Regions from separate parts of the Homo sapiens genome. Here region 1 is linked to region 2. A link is an interaction called in ENCODE POLR2A ChIA-PET data of the cell type or tissue named here. Cell type or tissue: Caco-2. All regions are shown on one strand.

Region 1 (2,500 bases), 320 kb before region 2:
TTTAATTGATAAACTATAACTGTATACATTCATAGGGTACAATGTGGTGTTTTGATATATGTATATAATGTGGAATGATTAAATCAAGTAGATTAACATCTATCACATAACTTACTAGCATTTTTTGTGGTAAGACATTTGAAATTTACTCTCAGCTATTTTGAAATATATAATACATTATTATTGACTATAGTCACCCCCCTGTGAAATAAGATTCTAAAGACTTATTCCTCCTGTCTAACTGAAACTTTGTACACTTTAACTAACAACTCCCTATTTCCTTCCTTAACCCACTCCCAGCCTCTGGTAACCACCATTCTATTCTCTACTATGAGTTTGACTTTTTCAGATTCCACATATAAGTGAAATCATACAGTATTTGTCTTTCTGTTGATTAAGAAAATGTGGTATATACACAATGGAATACAGTTAGTTTTTTGTGGTTTTTTTTTTTTTTTGAGACAGGGTCTTGCTCTGTTGCCCAGCCTGGAGTGCAGTGGTGTGATCTTGGTCTCCCAGGCTCAAGTGATCCTCCCACCCCAGCCTCCTGAGTAGTTGGGACCACAGGCATGTGCCACTACACCCAGCTACTTTTTGCATTTTTTTGTAGAGACAGGGTTTCACCATATTGCCCAGGCTGGTCTTGAACTCCCAAGGTCAAGTGATCCTCCTGCCTCAGCCTCCCAAAGTGCTAGGATTATAGGAATGAGCCATCATACCCAGCCTAGTCAGCCTTTAAAAAGAAGGAAATCCTGTCATTTGTGACACGGATGAACCTAGAGAAACAAGACTTTTTTTTTTTTTGAGACGGAGTTTCAGTCTGTCGCCCAGGCTGGAGTGCAGAGTGCAATGGCGCAATCTCGGCTCACTGCAACCTCCGCCTCCTGGGTTCAAGCAATTCTCCTGCCTCAGCCTCCCGAGTAGCTGGGACTACAGGCACGCGCCACTGTGCCCAGCTAATATTTGTATTTTTAGTAGAGATGGGGTTTCGCCATGTTGGCCAGGCTGGTCTTGAACTCCTGACCACCCAAGTGAGTGATCCACCCACCTCGGCTTCCCAAAGTTTTACTTCTGCTGGGATTACAGGCATGAGCCACCGTGCTCAGCCAGGAAAAAGACATTCTTTTTTTTTTTTTTGAAATGGAGTCTCACTCTGTCTCCCAGCCTGGAGTGCAGTGGCAAAATCTCAGCTCACCGCAACCTCCACCTCCCAGGTTCAATCAGTTCTCCTGCCTCAGCCTCCTGAGTAGCTGGGACTACAGGCACGCGCCACCATGCCCAGCTAATATTTGTATTTTTTTTTTTTTTTTTTTTTGGAGACAGAGTCTTGCTCTGTCACCCATGCTGGAGTGCAATGACACAATCTCGGCTCACTGCAACCTCCACTTCCCAGGTTCAGGTGATTCTCCTGCCTCAGCCTCCTGAGTAGCTGGGATTACAGGCGTGCGCCACCATGCCCGGCTAATTTTTGTATTTTTAGTAGAGACGGGGTTTCGCCATGTTGGCCAGGCTGGTCTCGAACTCCTGACCTCAGGTGATCTGCCCACCTCGGCCTCCCAAAGTGCCGGGATTACAGGCGTGAGCCACTGTGCCCAGCCAATATTTGTATTTTTAGTAGAGACAAGGTTTCACTATGTTGGCCAGGATGGTCTCAATCTCCTGACCTTGTGATCCACCCACCTCGGCCTCCCAAAGTGCTAGGATACAAGCGTGAGCCACCACGCCCGGCCAAAAAATACATTCTTTATCACTTGTATTTTCCCTAAACATACTTAATGCTTGCCTGTGTTTAAATTCTAAATCTTAAATATATTGAGCCCTATATCACAGCTCCAGGTTGTCACAAATTATCAGAAATCATCCCTGCCTCTTTGCCATTCTCTCAACCCCTATCCCTTAACTTTTTTTTTTTTTTTTTTTTTTTTGAGACAGAGTCACTTTGTCACCTAAGCTGGAGTGCAATGGTGTAAACACGGTTCACTGCAGCCTCAACCTCCTGGGTTCAAGCGATTCTCCTGCCTCAGCCCCTCAAGTAGATGGGACCACAGGTGCATGGAACCACACCCGACTAATTTTTGTATTTTTAGTAGAGACAGAGTTTCACCATCTTGCCCAGGCTGGTCTGGAACTCCTGAGCTCAAGCAATCCGCCCAAGTCGGCCTCCCAAAGTGCTGGGATTACAGGTGTGAGCCACCACACCCAGCCCCTTCACCTCCTTTTTAAAGGAACTATCCATTTTTATTTCTATTATTTTCATATGTGGAACATTCCATGCTTTTTTCTTTGCTTTTTCTTCCTCTTCTCCATCTGACTTTTATATCCTCTCCAGTGTACCTCACTGTTCTAATTATTCTCTCCATTCACCTATATTTTTCTTTCTGTGTAACATAAGGTAAGAAGTGACTCTAGAACCAGACTGCCTGAGTTCAAATCCTGACTCTTCAAGTTATTTACTCTCTGTACCATAGTTTTCTCAGCTACAAAATGCGGATGATGATGA
Region 2 (2,500 bases):
CCAGCTGTGTGGCCTTGGTCAGGTCCATCCCTCCCCTTGGAATCTGTACTTCCCTAGGCTCTGTCATCTATTGGGGACGATGCCCAGGTCAGGCCTATACTCAGAGCCTTCTTCTCTTCATCTCCAGAACAGCCGTCTGCCTGTCTTCCTGGCTCGCTCCCTGCAGGAATGGTCTGGGGCAACCCCAGCAACACGCCCACCTGTGGCCAGGATGAATAGGAATCCAGTTCAGGCTTGGCTTCCATGGCAATCAAGGCCCACCAGGCCCCAGCAACCTTCCCTACCCCCCATTCCTTTTTGCTGCCCCCCTCCACACCAGGCATGTTCCCTGCCACACCATGCTGTTCCCCTCACCTGGGCTGCCCTCCCAACTCCTCTCTGCCTCTGGAGATGCTCTGCCATTCAAGACTTGGCTCAGGCTCCAGGTCCTCCCTGGGCCTTCTAGAGCCCCTGGTTCTCACTCCTCTGAACACTTCCAGCCTGGCTAATAGCCCACTGCATCCTGGCCTGGGGTACAGGTGGCCAGCACAGGTGTGGGGGCCAGCTTCCAACACAAGCACGGGTAGGTCCCTCTGCAGACCATGGGCTGCAAGAGGCCCGGCCTTGCCCACTGCAGGGGCCCTGCGCAGGGCTGGGCACGAAGCAGGTGGGTGTCCACCAATCTAGTATCCAAAACCCTGCTTGGTTCACCCCCACCTCTGTTGAAGGAAAGCAACACTGTGATGGAGAGGAGCAGCTGTGGATTCAAATCCTGGCTTGGCCACTTTCTAGTTGTGTGACTTGGTGCATCTGCCCTCATCTCCTCAGAGACAAAAATGGCAACACCTCCCTTCTTGGGTTACTATGAGGATTAAATAACAAAACCTCCAAGAAGCAGAGCCCGGTGTCTGGAGAGTGCTCAATGGACGTAGTTATTATTATCATCATCAGCACAGTGCGGGGCACATGGTGGGCATTCAGGGATGATGGCCCTTGTGTCACAGCCGACACTCTTGACCAGTGAGTCCTCTCTCCTCCCTTTGTTGACTCCTGACCGTCCACAAATGAGGTTCAGAATCCTCCATCCAGCATCTTCCCTGGTCACATGGTCCCAACCTTTTGCTCCACCCCCTTCTCTGTTCCCCCCGCAGTCCATGCTCCAGCCATCCTGACTCTGTCCCTGGATTTCTGGCTTACTGACACCTGAGCCTGTGCACAGGCCCTCCCTTCTGTATAGAGCACGCTTCCCATCTTGTGGACTTGCTTCCCATCTTGTGGACTCGGAGGGTTCCGAGCAGCCGTTGAGGCTGAGCTCCTATGACACCTCCTCCGTGAAGCCTCCCTCACTTTTCCATTACCAGTGAGGCCTGCCACAGCCTGATTTGTACTCTGATCCTGGCACGCATGAAGCCGTGTTGCCATTTGTTAACAGTCTGTCCTCCACTAGACTGTGAACTCCACCAGGGGGGGAACCAGGTCTGATTGCCTCTGTGTCCCCAGATACCACTTAGCACAGAGTCGAGCCCATAGTGGCTATCAGCAAGTGCTAGGCCCAGCCTGCCACCCACCCACCACTCACTTGGGGGCTGGAGGCATTGCACGCATGCGGGGCATGTGGGACTTGTGGGGGCAGCTGAGCAGCGAGGTTTATAGAGGAACCCAGGGCGGCAGCAGGAAGGATGAAGGATGAGTGTCTGAAACTGGGTTGGCAGGCTCAGGGCATAGCCAGCCTAAGCTGGGGGTCAAAGGCCCCTGGCCCCTTCACTCCCCCAGGGGCACACAGTGTCGGCGGCACGATGTGGGATGCCCCAGGAAGGGCAAGGCCATGGGGCTGGGCTTTCCTCCATCGACCCAGGACAGAGCTGGTGCTGAAGGCCCCATCAGCATGACTGGGGTGGAGATCTTGGGGACCTCCTTGGGGGGCCACAGTTGGGGGGAAGGGCACAGCCCATCCAACATGTCCATCTGGTGTGGCTGTGCCAGCAGGGAGTGTCCCACATGCAGAGCTCCCTCTGGGCTGCAGGAGGTGGGGACCTGGGTGGGCAGGTGGGCACAGCAGCAGGGGGCCCCAGGGAGCCTAATCCAGCGGGCCCTGGAAAATGAGGCGGACGCAGCCATGCTCGCCGGTAAGCCAGGCCCCGCAAAAGGGGCAGGCGGCATGGAAAGCATGGGTGCCGTGGGGCAGTGGTGTCTGGGCCCAGTAGCGGGCAGTCTTCTCAGAGCAGACGTGGCCGCAAGGTGCAAAGGCATGGCTAGGCGGCCCAGGGTCCAGGCAGAGGCCGGCCTCCTGGCCAAGCCATAGAGGCACATAAGGCCCCACAAGGCGGCAGAGAGGACATTCGCGCTCCTGGGGGCCCCGCTCCCGCCGGCAGCCCCAGCCGTGGTAGCCATGGACGTGCCCGCAGCGGACGTAGACCCAGGGCTGCTGTTTGTCGGGCGCTGTGCGGCCACGGGCTGGGCTGGGGAAGGCCAGAGTGCTGAGGCCCACGGGGCACTGGGGCCGCGCTGCATTTGCCTCCTG

The links. Peaks named below come from ENCODE experiments on the same cell type or tissue, not always from the same donor. Only the 100,000 strongest peaks of a DNase experiment are listed, where the experiment ranks them.
Region 1: POLR2A ChIA-PET joins it to region 2 with 8 read pairs; 4 of 35 experiments call an interaction of 5 or more read pairs at or near these places.

What each region holds. Positions count from the first base shown.
Region 1 is chr11:66,798,023-66,800,522 of GRCh38, reverse strand. All of the region lies in intron 4 of TOP6BL (TOP6B like initiator of meiotic double strand breaks), which reads right to left. Among named protein-coding and RNA genes, the nearest start is that of RCE1, 44 kb to the left of the region's middle. In Caco-2, no CTCF peak of the experiment used is centred here; no DNase peak of the experiment used is centred here.
Region 2 is chr11:66,475,724-66,478,223 of GRCh38, reverse strand. PELI3 (pellino E3 ubiquitin protein ligase family member 3) reads right to left here. Exons shown (of 8, transcript NM_145065.3): 8 at 887-2,500. The coding sequence ends at 2,057. All of the region lies in intron 1 of DPP3-DT (DPP3 divergent transcript), which reads left to right. Among named protein-coding and RNA genes, the nearest start is that of DPP3-DT, 3.3 kb to the left of the region's middle. RefSeq lists enhancers at 1-496, 1,134-1,954. In Caco-2, no CTCF peak of the experiment used is centred here; DNase peaks (open chromatin) are centred at 113, 604, 1,413, 1,553 and 1 weaker place.